Regions from separate parts of the Homo sapiens genome. Here regions 1 and 3 are each linked to region 2. A link is a loop called in an ENCODE intact Hi-C map of the cell type or tissue named here. Cell type or tissue: GM12878. All regions are shown on one strand. Links, peaks and the distances in the headings refer to the core of each region. The heading gives the core; the rest is flanking DNA.

Region 1 (5,000 bases), core at 1-5,000, 460 kb before region 2:
AATAAATGAACTTTTTTTTTTTTTTTTTTTTTTGAAATAGGGTCTGGGTCTGTTGCCCAGGCTGGAGTGCAATGGTGCTATCTGGGCTCACTGCAACCTCTGCCTCCTGGGCTCAAACCATCCTCCCATCTCAGCCTCCCAAGTAACTGGGATCACAGGCACACTCCACCACGCCCAGCTACTTTTTTTTTGTATTTTTGGTAAAGATGGGGTTTCGCCATGTTGCCCAGGCTGGTCTCGAACTCCTGAGCTCAAGCAATACTCCTGCCTTGGCCTCCCAAAGTGCTGGGATTACAGGTGTGAGACATTGTGCTGGGCCATGAATGAATGAACTTTCTTTTCACCCCAGTGATATGCACACCTCACAATCTTCTCATACTGCTCATCAAATATTTAATGATACTCAGATCTTTTTTTTAATTTAATCCTCATTCTGCAACATCTCTGTATTCTTCGACACTGGCAGAGAAGAATGAAAATAATCTAAGGGGAAAGTTAAGGACAGGTTTGTCAGGAGCCACTGATATCCTTTTTCTAACTGAACTCCTTTGTTAGGAAATTAAACAGATATAACAGAAATTAGAATGCTTATTATACATTTTGATATAACGACTGAAAATACCCTCCCACGGCAGCTATTATTTTATTAATTATACCTAAGTCACTGATACTTATGAGACCAATGATGCAATGAGACAGTACAACAGACTGTCCCATTGAACACTCTATTTTCAACAACCAAGATAGAGAAAATGGCGTGCAGTTCTTCTATCACACCTGGTGCCCTAAGATTAATTTAATTCATGAATCTCCCTTGCAAGGTTAAAAATAAGTAACCACCCTCAAACTTCAATCATTCCTTGAGTAAGCTTCGTGAACCTCCAAATGGAAATGACTGTGATCATAGTCGTATTTCATACAAGGATTTCACATCTTTATTAATAACTTACAGGATGTGTAACTTTAACGTTTCTGAAATGACTCTGCCAAAATTTGTTGGAATTTCACCTTCTGGGGAGTCTTTTCCTGACCACTGTTGTTTACACAAGATTGTTGTACAAGATGTTTAGCAGTCTCTGACAAAGACCTATCCTGTGTATAACCATAATTATTAAGCTTACGGCCTATTAACTCAGAGCACCATGAATCTTACCTTTGTTCCTTAACATCTTACTCCCTCTAAACATTTAATTTTTCTTTATAGAAGTGTTTCATGCTCATTATAGAAAACTAGAAGAAGAGAGACAAGGTGGTGGTAGGGGGAAACAAAACTAAAACCCTCAATCAGAGTTCCCATCATCACCCAAAGATAACTTTCATTTTTCTTTTTCATGTCCCAGTGCTTTTTTTTTTTGAGACATAGTCTCGCTCTGTCGCCCAGGCTGGAGTGCAGTGGCGCCATCTCAGCTCACTGCAACCAACGCCTCCTGGGTTCAAGCAGTTCTCTGCCTCAGCCTCCCAAATAGCTGGGATTACAGGCGCCCACCACCACGCCCAGCTAATTTTTGTATTTTTAGTAGAGATGGGGTTTCACCATCTTGGCCAGGCTGGTCTTGAACTCCTGACCTCGTGATTCGCCCGCCTTGGCCTCCCAAAGTGCTGGGATTACAGGCGTGAGCCACTGTGCCAGGCTGCTTTAAAAAAAAAAAACAAAAAACAAAAACAAAAAAAAAACAAAAAACAAAAAACATTAATTACTATGAAAGGCATGGCAAGTCTTAGTATGACACCAGTGATGATATTTTTAAAATAACACATTTTCGAGTGATAAAAGTAACAGTTGGGAGATAGACCAGAGTGCTTTAAAAATTAACATTTTCATAAAAATGAAAAACAATTTGACCAAAAATTGTGTCAGAAATAACTTTCACATACCGAAAGCTTGCCTACATGTTAAAAGCATTTGCAAGAGTACACATTTTTTTTTTTTTCCTGAGTAAACTTTCCCCTTGTTTTTCTGTGGGTGCAAGTGACTATACAGTACATAGAAAATTAGTGAGCAAAAAAAAAATAATTAGGATGAGTCACCTTACCTTTTAAGTCATCTTGCCACAAAATGGTTACCTACAATCCACATAACCAATTAATTCCTGCCTCCATACTCTAACAAAGACAGCCAGAATTTGGATCTAATCTTTTTTTATAAATCATTCTACCTCCAGGCTATCCCACTCCCTCATTATCCTGTTTCCTGGCCTCTTTCCCATTCCTATAATACAGCTGATTTCCCTGATAACCTCAGCACAGGCCCCTTTCCCAGGACCCTCCCCCATCATGAATCTTTCAAGCCTAATTCCATTGAAGTTAAAAAAGAAGCAACTCATTTGAGTGACTCATTCCTAGATACTTAGGGCGGAGAAACTAGATTCTGCAGCTGGATGAGTCATTTTGACTGGAAAGCCCCGATAGGAAAGAGGTTCTGTAGAGTGCATACAACAGAGGATGGGGAAATTATGAAGGTAGTAGGTACAGATAAACGCAGAACATTCAAATAGTGTTCCTTAGTCTGAAGCACTTTGATACCTTAAAGAGGAGTTCTACTTTGCAAATACCACTTTACAAGATTTTTTCCCAACATTTTCATTGAAAATATCTCCATTTACTTTAGCTGCTTTTAGGTCTACCATTTTTCTGGAGTCACAGTTATGTATTTGCTTGTTTTTTAATTTTATTTTTTAGAGGCAGTGTCTCTCTGACACCAAGGCTGGAGTGCAGTGGCTTGATCTTATTAATAGCTCACTGCAGCCTTGAACTCCTGGCCTCAAGCAATCCTCCTGCTTCAGCCTCCCAAGTAGCTGGGACTACAGGTATACACGACCATACATGGCTAATTTTTAAATTTTTTGCAGAGGCGGGGTCTTGCTACATTGCCCAGGCTGGTCTTGAACTCCTGGCCTCAAACAATCCTCCTGCCTTGGCTTCCCAAAGCATTGGGATTACAAGTGTGAGCCACTGTGCCCAGCCTAGCGTCATATTTAAATGTGGTTCTGCCAAAGTGGATTTTGTCCAAAGCTCCAGGAATATCCTCATGATAGAAACTTCCAGAGAGAGTTGGTGTCAAGCATTCAGTATGAGAATAGTATGAAAAGATATTTTCTCCTTTGTTCAAAATGAAACTAACTTATTGGTGTTTTCTGATTGAAACCACCTTTGCAAAGATGATGACAGTGAGAGAAGTCCAGCATGGCTGACTCCATTCTTGCTTCTGGCCTCACAGACTGGCTGCCTTTGCTTTTTCCTGGGCCTAGGGCAGGCTAACCATGGGGAGAATTTAGTTTATAATTTAACTTTGAAACAATGATGATAATAGTCCCTCCCTAAAACTAATGCCCTTCTGGCTCACAGACTGAAAACTAATAAAAGTCCACAAGACTAGGATTATGAGAAGGGTCTGAATTCTAAAATGAAGGTGTAGTTTCTATAATCCCTTACTGCTCAGGAGTCACGTGGCCAGAGGTCACAAGATGTGTCTTCCCCAGTTGCTTCTATAGATAACATCACTATTGTAGCATCTAAGATTGGTCTTTTGAGATGTTTTTCAGACAGCATTCTGGCAACTGACTGACCCCACCCAGACCCATGACTCAACCAGTCCTGTGGCCCCCATCCAGAGGTGGACTCAGCACATGAGGACCATTTTCTATACCCCTATGATTTCATCTCCAACCAATCAGCAGCACCCATTCCCTAGCCCCCTGCCCACCAAATTATCCATAAAAAACCTGGGCTCTGAGTTCCTGGGGAGACTCATCTGAGTGATAACTCCAGTCCTCCTGCTAGGCTGCCCTGCATTAATTAAACTCTTTACTGCAATAACAGGGTCTCAGTGAATTGGTTTTGTCTGTGCAGCAGGCAGGAAGGACCCATCAGGCAATTACATGATTATGAAAGTAACATATACTTCTTATAAAAATGGAAATTCATAAAATATAAGTATAAATTACTTGACATGCCAACTAAACTGAGGAAAAGCTAACATTTCTAGATTTATTCTTTCTGCTCTTTTTTTCCTGCATGCCCACCGTTTTACAAATCATGGAATCATACCATTCATGTGGATTTGTAACCTGCTTTATAGTTTCACAAACTGTATGAAAAACTCATTTAACTCTGGCTTCTGGTTAGGGGAGCTTACTGAAGGAAGACGGCTAGGAATTATTGCTTTATATTTTTAGCAGTTTACTTGATCTAGAGATTATTCATTATGGCTCCAAATTATTATATGAGTAAAGGCCAATTCTAAAAAAAAAAAGTGACTTGAACACAATGGTTTCCCACTTTACTTTTTTAACTTTTAGAAATTATAAGTGTAATGTAAATTGATGAAAAAAATAGAACAAAGGATATAAACTCAAAAATAAAAGAATGCCTCTCACTACTGTCCCCTTCTCCCAATCCCTGTCCTTTCCACTTGTCAGTGGTAATCACCAGTCACAGTTTAAGAAATTATCCATGCATATACAAGCTATTATGTACACATAAATGTACTGCCTCTTTTTTAAAACATAATGGGATCATGTCACGCATGTTGTCAGCAGCCAGTGTTTCCTTTTTTTATCTAACAATATGTCTTGGGCATTTTTTCAAAGAGATTCCTACAGATCTCCTTCATTCTTTTTTAATGGCTGTGGAGTTTCCCACTGAATATTCATGGTTTATTGAAAATGGTTTCCTACCTATGTGCATTTAGTTTGTTTTCAGGTCTTTATGCTGCAAAGTGTATTTTTGTCCATATCCCTTAAAGTTACTTGTTCAAGTCTATTTGTAGATTAAATTCCTAGAACGAGACATTGACGTCCAGCTCACAAACTAACATGGAGTGTTATACTTCTCTGCAACCAAGAGAACTCATTTCGCTTTTTTTTTTTTTTTTGAGTCAGGGTTTCACTCTGTTGCCCAGGCTGGAGTGCAGTGGCACAATCCTGGCTCACTGCAACCTCCGCCTCCTGGGTTCAAGTGATTCTCGTACCTCAGCCTCCTGAGTAGCTGGGATTACAGGC
Region 2 (5,000 bases), core at 1-5,000:
TAAAGATTACATGCATTAATAAGGCAAATTAAGTGCCTAATGCAGTGCCTAGCACATGGGCGGTACCAAATAACTGCCAGACTCTTCTTCTAATACTTCAAAGTGTCTTCACATCTGCTTTGTGATTTAATGTTCACTTCAACCTTGTGGGATAGGAGAAGAATACGGGCTTGCAAGTTTGGGTGTCTATAGGTCTGGCTGATTTAGACTTTCATATCATTTCATTATTAAAATAATTCCATATCCTCTCTGTCCTCTGGAGAATCTCAGGTTCTCAGTCCGTGGAGCTCTTTTCTCTACACATTCCCTTAGTGATCTCATCCAATCTGATAGTCTAAAATAACATCCATAGCCTGCAAACTTCAGCCTGGATCAGGATTCCAGACTCCACTGGATGTCAAAAAGACATATCAAACTTCACATGTGCAAATCCAAACTCTTGATCTGTTCCCACATGACTTTCAACCACTAACATCTGCTCCTCTGCAGTCTTCCCTAAGCCAGTAAATGGATCCTTACACCCCTCAGGCCAAACATCTTGAATTCCTTTCTTTTACCTACATATCCAATTCACCAGCAATTCCTATTAGTTCTGTGTTCAAAATGGATCTCAAATCCAAAGCTTCTCAACTCTTCCACCCCTATTACCTTTGACCAAACCACCCTAAACTCTTGTCTGGATAAAAGCCTCTCTCTTGAGTCTTCCTTTCTCACTGCCACACCTTCCCACAAAACCCCAGTCTACTTTTAACAGAACAACCATAGGGATCCTTTCAAAGTAGAAGTGAGATCTTGTCCCTCATCAATTCAAAACCCCCAATGGCTTCCCCTCTCATTCTGAGTAAGAGGCAAGTCCCTACAATGGCCAATAAGGCCTAACACAATATTATTGGCCCCTCTCCCATTACCATTCCCCGGTCTCCTATCTCTCACTCATTCTGCTCCCAAGGTGAGCTTCCTCCTCCTTCCTCCAACATGCCAAGCGCACTGCTGCCTCAGGTCTTTGCCTTCACTGTTCCTTCTCCTTGGAATCTCCTTCCCCGAAATATCCACAGGCTTGCTCCCTATTTCCTTCAGGTATTTTGACCCAATGTGCCCTTTAAGGCTGAAACCTTCTCATCTCCACCCTGGCATTCCTGATTCTCCTTTCTGGTTTTCTTTTTCTCCATTGCTTACCACCATCTGATGTCCTGTATATTCAAGTGTCTGCTTATTCCCACTAGAAATTTTGGAAGCTAGATGAGGGCAAGAACTTTTTTGGTGTTTTGTTCACTGCTGTCCCCCTACAGCCTAGAGCAGGGCACATAGTAAGTACCAAATAAACACTTGCTGAATGAATGAATGGATGATGTAGATTATGTTTTAAAAGCATCTTTTCATTGGCACTGTATAGAGCAAACTTGTAGCAAAGGCAGCCCTGGGAAGTGTCACAGCTACAATTTCATTAACATGCTCAGCTTCGGTACAGATGACATTCCAAATCAGCTGGCTTCCTGGGGCCCAGGAATCTTTTGAGTTGTGTCCAATTTTATATCTCCTCCTGCCCCTAGGGTAACTTGTCAAAAACCTACTGGGTACCCCATAGCTTGAAAAAGTGGGTAGCTAACTTTAATTTCTGGCTGGAGTTGTTTGGATGGGGCTGTAAATGGGGACATACAAGGGGAAACTGTTACCCTTGCTTTGCAGCTGTAGGCTCATGTATTCTTTACTGCAAAGAAGCATGGAGCGGGCTGTCATTAAAGACACTCAACCTGGTTTCTAGTGTCTGGTTCAATTAAGAGAACTTCTAGGAAGAGACATGACCAAATAAATAATTGGAGAGATGCAACTCTGAAAGGACAATTGTTTTTTATCGATCTCTGTTTGCAAGTTGAAATTGAGAGATACAAACTTTAAGTGGATGGGCTCTCCTGGGTGAGAGTCTTCACTTCAAACGCAGTAAATGAGTGTTGTTTTGTGATGCACATTTTAGTACTGCTAGAGGTAAACTTTCTAAATATTAATAATAATAATAAACAAATCCCTCTGCAACTGACAGCGAGTGCACAGATGAACAGGGATTTCCAGGAAACAGGCTGTTCTGGTCTTCTGGATGTGGCAAAGTCTTCATCAGAAGGGACAAGCTCCAGAACAACAGAAAGTGTGCCCCTCATTACTTTGGAATTCCCCTTTCAGGAGCACTGAGGGCATGTGAGTTGATTTTTAATGGGTAAAATTAATCTCTTTAGAGCCATCTCTATTATAAGGTATTTTTTAGTTTGAAATTAATAGGAAACTATGGAATTAAAAGCTTCTAATGCTAAGAGCTGTCATTAGGAAGCGCAGTGACAAGGATTCAATATACTGTGAGGTGCCACTGTACAATATGTGGGATTTTTCATGTCTCCTTGCCATTGAGCTGTAGGTGACAACTGCAGGTAGAGCTTAGCTAGAATGAAGCTGACACATGCAAGCACTTGGCCCCTCTTGTTCCTGCTCCATCACTCAGGCTGAGCAAGCATCAGATAGCTAACACGCCACTCATAGGTACATCTAGAGGGCTGGGTGGTGTGATGGAAAGGACGTGGGCTTTGAAATTAGAGACCTGAGTTTAAATCCTCACTGTACCACCCACCAGCTATATAAGCAGATGATCTTACCCTAACCCCCCTCAGTTTCCACATCTGACTCAAATGAGGTTAAAATAACTATCTCGAAGGGTGGTTAGAGGTTTCAAGTGAGACAGTGTATGGGAAGTACCTAGTATAGTACCTGGCATAGAGTGAGCATCCCCAAAATGATAGCTATTAGGATTATTATTGTTGCTGTTGTTGTTATTATTATTATAAGAAGTAGCATTATGAAATAGTATTATGGGGCTCAAATTTAGCAGTCTACCAGGACTGGCCAGGGAGGGGCTTGTCACTGAGATCATTCAGGATGAGGTGTGCAGCACTTCTAAAACACTGCAGATGGTGATGCTGTGGACTGCCCTGGGAACTGAAACTCCCTCCCGCCGATGCTGCCCAAACTCCCACTGGCCTCATCTGTTTACAAGCCCTGTATTCTTGGTAAGTGCTCATGATCATATTTGGTCTACTGCCCCTTTCAGAACACTGACTTCTGGGAAGCAGTGATTCCATCTCCTGTTCTTTGTTTTAAAAAAATCTTTCTACAGTAATAATTGTGTTGTAAGAGTTTTAAAAAAATCACCTAGGTCCCCTTTCATAAAGGGATTTATATAAGGATAACTTTCAAATGGCATTCTGAATTTATTTTAAATATGCTTCAGTTTTGCCCTCAGCTTGCCAGGAAGACATGATCTTAAAGAAAGCAAGCTGCTTCTGGAGGGAGTGCTAGGTATTTTGGGCACTAAATGGGTGGTTCTCTTTTGTTCAGATTATACTTTTTTTTTTTTTTTTTTTTTGAGACGGAGTCTCACTCTGTCACCCAGGCTGGAGTGCAGTGCCATGATCTTGGATCACTGCAACCTCTGCCTCCCGGGTTCAAGTGATTCTCTTGCCTCAGCTTCCCAAGTAGCTGGGATTACAGGTGCCTGCCACCCCGCCTGGCTAGTTTTTGTATTTTTAGTAGAGACAGGGTTTCACCATGTTGGCCAGGATGGTCTCAATCTCTTCACCTCAGGTGATCCACCAGCCTCCGCCCCCCAAAGTTCTGGGATTACAGGCATGAGCCACCGTGCCTGGCCTAGATTATACCTTATATTAATAAAATACTGGCATACTTTTACATCCAAATACTGTTGTTTAACCAGATTAATACAAATGAAACTCAAAAGGACATTCGAAGTTAGGCAAAATGTGGTAACCACAGCTACAAATTAGAAAAACTGGAGCCAGGTTTTTATCCTTCCTAGACAGGACCACAATATCATATATTGAAACCATGGAATGAGGAAGAAGGTGATTCCTGGAAATTAGGGTCCGGGCCTACTGCATTTGTTTTAAATGATTGCTTATTATTATACAATACTTAGTAGTATGTCATAAGTAGTTATGTCATAAGGATATTCTTTTGGCTGATGATGGAATATAAAGTATTTCAAAGTGGGGTATATTGTGGCCAGTCTTAAGTAAGAAAAACAACAACCAACCACCCAGAGTTGACTGAAACTGGTTCCTACTGTCATCAAAATGCACCTACACAAAACCTGACTGAATATTCTGCTAGATCAAAGCTTCCTAAGAATCTGGGTACATGAGCTAGCACATCTGAAACCTGAGAGGTGACTCTAGATGGCAATAATGAGTGGCTTTCAAACTTTAATGTGCATGATACCCTCTTTTGAAATATGTTACATGTGTCGGACATCAGGGTTTTATCCTTAAAATTCAGAATCAGTAGGCTTGAGCAAATCTGTTTTGTTTTTAAATTTTTATTTCTTTTAAGAAACAATGTGCTATAATTTTGAGGATCACTCTTTGAGAAATGCTGGTCTATGGTGTCCATCCAAAGGGCTCAAGATTCTAAAGCTACATACTTAAGCCCTTCAAAATCAGAATTACTGAATAGTAGAGCTAGAAGAGCCCCAGAGATCATCTAGTCTGAACTTTTCATAGCCAGTGGACCACAGGGTTGAGATGTTTCACAGCACAGGGCTCTTTCTGCAGAACTCTCACTACAGCTTAGCATGGTGGCTAATAGCTAGGCCTGGGCTTGATTTCTGGCTCTGCCACTTGGCATCATGTGACTTGGGCAAGTCATGGATCACTTGGGAACTTCCCTTATCTAGTGTGATTGTGGAAGTCATGTGAGCTGGTGCCCACAAAGTATTTATGGGAAGTGACCTACACCAAGCTGGTCATGTATAAGTTCTGGATTCTTTCCAGCAGATAAGGTATAAGCAGGAGATAAGGTATTCCAGCAGACAAGGCCAAAGGAAGTTTAAGGTAGGTGAAGCTTAGCTGTACTACTATAATTTTGCCAGCAGGTTTTAATGAAAGTAAGTTGTTGCCCCCATAGAAGTTTTTTTTTTTTTTTAAACTCAACATACACTAGTA
Region 3 (7,478 bases), core at 1,455-6,454, 230 kb before region 2:
CTGCCATTGCAGGTTATTTAAAAATCTATATCTGTATCTATATATGAGTTAGCTAAATGTGATACTACATTTGGTTTTCTTAACATATGTGTGAGAATCAAACTGAGAACAACTATGGAACATTGTGCCTGATGCAATAATTTAATATGGAAACATATAAAAATGAGTTAGGTATCTCCAAGCCACAAGTATCTAAATGTATTACCACTTTGTTTCTGAGCAGAAATGAGCATACTTTTGAGTAAGATTAGAGGATGAGAAAAAATCATCTCCTATGCAGATAACACTCTGGGTAAGACACAGTGCTGAGTGGTTGACCTCAATAATTTGCCAAATAATGAAATTTCCCATTACGATCATTAGTCCTGAAGGACTTCTAGATACATACTCATTTTCTCTTAACTTCCAAATAAATTTTTGCTGATCATCTCCTAGGCGATAAGTGCTATGGGAGGTAAATAATTAAGCAGAAATGACTCAAATCCTATTCCTGCCTTCAGTGAGCTTTCCCTCAAGTCAACAGGGAGAACCATATGTCTACTCAAGTAGTTACAACGCAAGAAAAGTGTGTGAAGTATAATTAGTAAAAAGTTACAGAAATTTTCAAGTTACACTGTTGTGAGAGTTTGGAGAAAGGAAAGATTATATTTTAATTGGGTTAAGGCATTAAGTCATCCAGAAGGATTACTAAATTGACAAGGATTAGATCATTTAATGAATAAATCACTACCACCCATGATTATTGTTAGCAGTGGTTTCTAAACGTTTTTGATTTTATAAGCCAATAGTAAATAAAATTTTGAGCAGCAACTCAGAATTATGTATTATATTTATATTTTTGTCTTACACATGTGTTGCTGTATCAATATATTATATATATCAAACATACACAAAATAGGTATGCTTAAAGGATGTGCTAAATTTGAAATAAATAATATTTGAAAATACTTATTAATTTTTATTCATGGCATACTTTTTTTCTTTAAAAATGCCATTTTAAACCAGTGCAGTGTGGTTGAAGATCCTTCTTTTTTTTTGAAAATTGTAGTTTCACATTTGTGACACAGCAATTCAAAGGCCTGCTTTTCAGTTGTTTGTTTCTTATTAGTTTTAATGGCTGTCATAATTGCAAAAGACATGCCACAGACACAACATAAACACACCTAAAGTGAAATCTAGGTGTATGACTGTAGATACATTTCCGTATTCTGGTATTATTCTTGACATTTGCAGTTTGGTGAGAGCATCTTCTTGTTAGATCTAATTAGATTGTCATTGTCTTGTGAGTAGCGAAGAGACCTTGTCCAGGCACAAAGGTCAGCTTTGCCATTGTTCTGTTTGATGTTGCTTGCTTTAGTGAAATCTTTAATCAGAAGGCGTTTTCTCTTTTCTGTACTCTTTTAAAGTCATTTGTATATTTTGTGAGGGTTGGTTTACATAAATTAGATACTAGGATCTATACATCCCCTTAACCTGGCATAAACAAAAGACCATCTGTCGCAATACACTGGAAGAGCGGAAGTGGGAACTCCACAGTCAACACTTCCATGCTGTGAAGCTCCTGCTCCTCTGGAGAAGTGTCCCCTCCAATAAGTGAGGCCTGACCATCTGACATCTCCACCTAGCAATGGCACTGCTGTCACTTCATTTAGTGGATATTTGTAGTGCATATTTCCCTAATTTTTAAGATAACATTTTAAACGTTTGAATATTTTCTTCCCACACCACAATGATGATGTTGACAATCCTGCGAGGTGCACACTCACACCCTACTTTGGAGATCTTGGAACTAGACAATAGTTTATCCTTTCCACAGAGGGGCAGGGGACAGCAGGAGGGGCTAACACCCTAAGATGGAGCCCTAAGGTGGCACTTTTTCCCTGGCAAATACAATCCCAGGTATCTTAAAATCCAGGTAACCACTGTGTCACAACGACACCACTTTAATTTTTTGTTTTGGGACGCTTTTGATGAAATAATCATATTTACTTTGTTCTAGTCCCCAGGTATCTCTAAGTCCTCTTAAACCAGTGTTGGTAAATTCATGAGATGGATGGATTAGAGTCCTCTTCCCCCCATGTATCAATAGAGTAACACAGTACATTAGGCTTCTGTTTGTTAATCATCAACATTAGGGGCTTGATAAACAGTTTTAATACTAAATGCCAAATATCTGTGTTGGTAGATATGTCAACACATATGGGCCATATTGTTCTTTTCTTGCTTCTCAGACTCAAAATGAAACACTGCCCTCTCTAGGATTTCACTTATTCCAAGGACAGCCCCGTAGCTGGGTCTGTGTGGGGCTTGCCAGCACACAAAGTTCATTCCAACTCCTTCAGAGGCCAAAAGCCTTTGCATTTTGCTGTTTAATGCATGTCTTTGACCAGTCCCTGGACTCTGGCTGTGCCCTCAACTTTTCTTAACTACCTTAGGCAATGTCACATCCTTGAATTTCTGTTGGCCTGAGAATATGTGTGACATCCAAACTCCCAATTCCTCTCTGAGTTCAGTTAGACTAGCTGTGTGGCGTTTTCCAAATGGGCACAACACCTAGATCCATGTTATTAACCTTTTCTGGGTCACCTACTCCTTTGAGGATCTATGTGAAATCTAATCAGAAAAATAGTCAACCACATAAATTATGCATACAATTTCAAAGAGGGGGTAGTTTATATCCCTTCTGAAGTTCTTCTTAAACTAGAATTTTTTTTAAAACTAAATTTACTGAGTTGTCCTACAAACCCAATCATACTGAAACTGATTGTTTTTAGGTTTTTAATTTTTATGGCTGTTTTCTTTCTCTCTTTTTTAACGAGTTAGCTTTGAAGACTTATAAAATGTTTGTGGTATGTCTATTTATATTGCCTTGAACAGTTAAGGACTGTTTATTGTGGCATAATGTTGATCTTTAAATATATAGTTACAAAATCCCCCTCTTTATAATTTGGTTGTCACTGAAGCCTGTACACAGGCTTGTAGTTGCTTACCCCAATCAATTTCTCCCCTTCTTCCTCACTAAGAGAAACCTGATTTTGTTAGGGGAGGCAATGTACCATACTAAAAATCTACATTTCGTAGCCTGCCTTGTGGACAGAGGTGGCTATGTGGTTAGATTATTGCCAATGCTAATTTAAAATGCTTCTTAAAAGGGGTTGATTCCTTTTAAAGAGCCACAATGTGCTCTTTTGCACCCATTCTTTCTTCTTCTTCTTCTTCTTGCCCAGAACACAGGTGCCACAGCTGGAGCTCCTATGGCCATCTTGCAGCCATGAGACAACCCTGAGAATGGAAACCGTGTGTTCAGATGTCAGAACAGAGAGTTAGAAAAATACTGAGAAATGGATAAACCTGAAATCTCTAACAAGCCCTGGGTCTCCTTCCTCTTGACTCTTGGTCTTCAAGTTACATGAGAAAATTAAATCCTGATCTTGGTCAAATAAATAAATATGGTGTGTATACATGCACACATATATATACAGATACATATTCACATCCACACAGAGACATTTCTTAAGTAATGCAAATCTATACATGTATTTAAAAATATCTATGAACATTAAGTTGCAAACCCTCTCTCATAGGGAAACTGATAATTTCAACAAATTCAGTACACCCTTCTGAAAATAAGTTGTTAACCTATTTATATGGTATCATCAAAAACTATACATACTACTGTCTAACTTACAAATAGTACATTCTTTTGTTGTTGCTGGTAGTAAACTTTTAAACAAATTTATTATACTTTAAGTTCTAGGGTACATGTGCACAACGTGCAGGTTTTTTACATATATATACATGTGCCATGTTGGTTTGCTGCACCCATTAACTCGTCATTTACATTAGATATTTCTCCTAATGCTATCCCTCCCCCACTCCCCCACCCCATGACAGGCCCTGGTGTGTGATGTTCCCCACCCTGTGTCCAAGTGTTCTCATTGTTCAGTTCCCACCTATGAGTGAGAACATGTGGTGTTTGGTTTTCTGTCCTTGCGATAGTTTGCTCAGAATGATGGTTTCCAACTTCATCCAGGTCCCTACAAAGGACATGAATTCATCCTTTTTTATGGCTGCATAGTATTCCATGGTGTATATGTGCCACATTTTCTTAATCCAGTCTATAATTGATGGGCATTTGGGTTGGTTCCAAGTCTTTGCTATTGTGAATAGTGCTGCAATAAACATACGTGTGCATGTGTCTTTATAGCAGCATGATTTATAATCCTTTGGGTATATACCCAGTAACAGGATGGCTGGGTCAAATGGTATTTCTAGTTCTAGACCCTTGAGGAATCGCCACACTGTCTTCCACAATGGTTGAACTAGTTTACACTCTCACCAATAGTGTAAAAGCGTTCCTATTTCTCCACATCCTCTCCAGCACTTGTTGTTTCTTGAGGTTTTAGTGATCGCCATTCTAACTAGTGTGAGATGATATCTCATTGTGGTTTTGATTTGCATTTCTCTGATGACCAGTGATGATGAGCATTTTTTCATGTGTCTGTTGGCTGCATAAATGTCTTCTTTTGAAAAGTGTCCGTTCATATCCTTTGTTCACTTTTTGATGGAGTTGTTTGATTTTTTCTTGTAAATTTAAGTTCTTTGTAGATTCTGGCTATTAGCCCTTTGTCACATGGGTAGATTGCAAAAATTTTTTCCCATTCTGTAGCTTGCCTGTTCACTCTGATGGTAGTTTCTTTTGCTGTGCAAAAGCTCTTTAGTTTGATTAGATCCCATTTGTCTATTTTGGCTTTTATTGCCATTGCTTTTGGTGTTTTAGTCACGACGTCCTTGCCCATGCCTATGTCCTGAATGGTATGGCCTAGGTTTTCTTCTAGAGTTTTTATGGTTTTATGCCTAAGATTTAAGTCTTTAATCCATCTGGAATTAATTTTTGTGTAAGGTGTAAGGAAGGGATCCAGTTTCAGCTTTCTACATATGGTTAGCCAGTTTTCCCAGCACTATTTATTAAATAGGGAATCCTTTCCCCATTTCTTGTTTTTGTCAGGTTTGTCGAAGATGAGATGGTTGCAGATGTGTGGTGGTATTTCTGAGACTTCTGTTCTGTTCCATTGGTCTATATCTCTGTTTTGGTACCAGTACCATGCTGTTTGGGTTACTGTAGCCTTGTAGTGTAGTTTGAAATCAGGTAGAGTGATGCCTCCAGTTTTGTTCTTTTGGCTTAGGATTGTTTTGGCAATGTGGGCTCTTTTTTGGTTCCATATGAATTTTAAAGTAGTTTTTTTCAAATTCTGTGAAGAAAGTAATTGGTAGCTTGATAGGATGGCATTGAATCTACAAATAACCTTGGGCAGTATGGCTATTTTCACAATATTGATTCTTCCTATCCATGAGCATGGAATGTTCTTCCATTTGTTTGTGTCCTCTTTTATTTCATGGAGCAGTGGTTTGTTGTTCTCTTTGAAGAAGTCCTTCACATCCCTTGTAAGTTGGATTCCTAGGTATTTTATTCTCTTTGTAGCAATTGTGAATGGTAGTTTACTTATGATTTGGCTCTGTTCGTCTGTTATTGGTGTATATAAATGCTTGTGATTTTTGCACATTGATTTTGTATTCTGAGACTTTGCTGAAGTTGCTTATCAGCTTAAGGAGATTTTGGGCTGAGACGATGGGGTTTTCTAAATATACAATCATGTCATCTGCAAACAGGGACAATTTGACTTCCTCTTTTCCTAATTGAATACCTTTTATTTTTTTCTCTTGCCTGATTGCCCTGGCCAAAACTTCCAAAATTATGTTGAATAGAAGTGGTGAGAGAGGGCATCCCTGTCTTGTGCCAGTTTTCTAAGGGAATGCTTCCAGTTTTTGCCCATTCAGTATGATATTGGCTGTGGGTATGTCATAAATAGCTCTTATTGTTTTGAGATACGTCCCATCAATACCTAGTTTATTGAGAGTTTTTATCATGAAGTGCTGTTGAATTTTGTCAAAGGCCTTTTCTGCATCTATTGAGATAATCATGTGGTTTTTGTCTTTGATTCTGTTTATGTGATGGATTATGTTTATTGATTTGCTTATTGGTTTGCATTGAACCAGCCTTGCATCCCAGAGATGAAGCCAACTTGATCTTGGTGGATAAACTTTTTGATGTGCTGCTGGATTCGGTTTGCCAGTATTTTATTGAGGATTTTTGCATCAATGTTCATCAGGGATATTGGTCTAAAATTCTCTTTTTTTGTTGTGTCTCTACCAGGCTTTGGTATCAGGATGATGCTGGCCTCACAAAATGAGTTAGGGAGGATTCCCTCTTGTTCTATTGATTGGAATAGTTTCAGAAGAAATGATACCAGCTCCTCTTTGTACCTCTGGTAGAATTTGGCTGTAATCCGTCTGGTCCTGGACTTTTATTGTTGGTAGGCTATTAATTATTGCCTCAATTTCAGAGCCTGTTATTGGTCTGTTGGGAGATTCAACTTCTTCCTGGTTTAGTCTTGGGAGGGTGTATATATCCAGGAATTAATGCATTTCTTCTAGATTTTCTAGTTTATTTGCATAGAGGTGTTTGTAGTGTTCTCTGGTGGTAGTTTGTATTTCTATGGGATCGGTGGTGATATCCCTTTTATCATTTTTTATTATGTCTATTTGATTCTTCTCTCTTTTCTTCTTTATTAGTCTTGCTAGCAGTCTATCGATTTTGTTGATCTTTTCAAAAAACCAGCTCCTGGATTCATTGATTTTTGAAGGGTTTTTTTGTGTCTCTATCTCCTTCAGTTCTGCTCTGATCTTAGTTATTTCTTGCCTTCTGCTAGTTTTTTAATTTGTTTGCTCTTGCTTCTCTAGTTCTTTGAATTGTGATGTTAGGGTGTCAATTTTAGATCTTTCCTGCTTTCTCTTGTGGGCATTTGGTGTTACAAATTTCCCTCTACACCCTGCTTTAAGTGTGTTCCAGAGATTCTGGTATGTTGTGTCTTTGTTCTCATTGGTTTTAAAGAACATCTTTATTTCTGCCTTCATTTAGTTATTTACCCAGTAGTTATTCAGGAGCAGGTTGTTCAGTTTCCATACAGTTGTGCAGTTTTGAGTGAGTTTCTTAATCCTGAGTTCTAATTTGATTGCACTGTGGTCTGAGAGACAGTTTGTTGTGATTTCTATTCTTTTATATTTGCTGAGGAGTGCTTTACCTCCAACTATGTGGTCAATTTTGGAATAAGTGTGGTGTGGTGCTGAGAAGAATGTATATTCTGTTGATTTGGGGTGGAGAGTTCTGTAGATGTCTATTAGGTCTGATTAGTGCAGAGCTGAGTTAAAGTCCTGGATATCCTTGCTAACCTTCTGTCTCATTGATCTGTCTAATATTGACAGTGGTGTGTTAAAGTCTCCCATTATTATTGTGTGGGAGTCTAAGTCTTTTTGTAGGTCTCTAAGGACTTGCTTTATGAATCTGGATGCTCTTGTATTGGGTGCATATGTATTTAGGATAGTTAGCTCTTCTTGTTGTATTGATCCCTTCACCATTG

The links. Hi-C counts contacts between places; a loop is a spot of excess contacts. Peaks named below come from ENCODE experiments on the same cell type or tissue, not always from the same donor. Only the 100,000 strongest peaks of a DNase experiment are listed, where the experiment ranks them.
Region 1: a loop joins it to region 2, with 3 times the contacts of the local background. A loop is called at or near these places in 1 of 110 quality-filtered maps.
Region 3: a loop joins it to region 2, with 3 times the contacts of the local background. A loop is called at or near these places in 1 of 110 quality-filtered maps.

Annotation. Positions count from the first base shown.
Region 1 is chr4:145,806,137-145,811,136 of GRCh38, forward strand. All of the region lies in intron 8 of ZNF827 (zinc finger protein 827), which reads right to left. Among named protein-coding and RNA genes, the nearest start is that of C4orf51, 130 kb to the left of the region's middle. RefSeq lists enhancers at 1,201-1,420, 1,848-3,047, 2,277-2,466. In GM12878, for the core only: no CTCF peak of the experiment used is centred there; DNase peaks (open chromatin) are centred at 1,273, 2,025 and 2,375; H3K4me3 peaks cover 1,557 bases; H3K27ac peaks cover 4,105 bases.
Region 2 is chr4:146,270,816-146,275,815 of GRCh38, forward strand. The region is part of intron 10 of SLC10A7 (solute carrier family 10 member 7); the gene reads right to left. Among named protein-coding and RNA genes, the nearest start is that of REELD1, 59 kb to the left of the region's middle. RefSeq lists an enhancer at 2,726-2,935. In GM12878, for the core only: no CTCF peak of the experiment used is centred there; DNase peaks (open chromatin) are centred at 786, 2,626, 2,976, 4,682 and 2 weaker places; H3K4me3 peaks cover 1,657 bases; H3K27ac peaks cover 5,000 bases.
Region 3 is chr4:146,038,537-146,046,014 of GRCh38, forward strand. No RefSeq gene overlaps it. Among named protein-coding and RNA genes, the nearest start is that of LINC01095, 80 kb to the right of the region's middle. In GM12878, for the core only: no CTCF peak of the experiment used is centred there; no DNase peak of the experiment used is centred there; H3K27ac peaks cover 525 bases.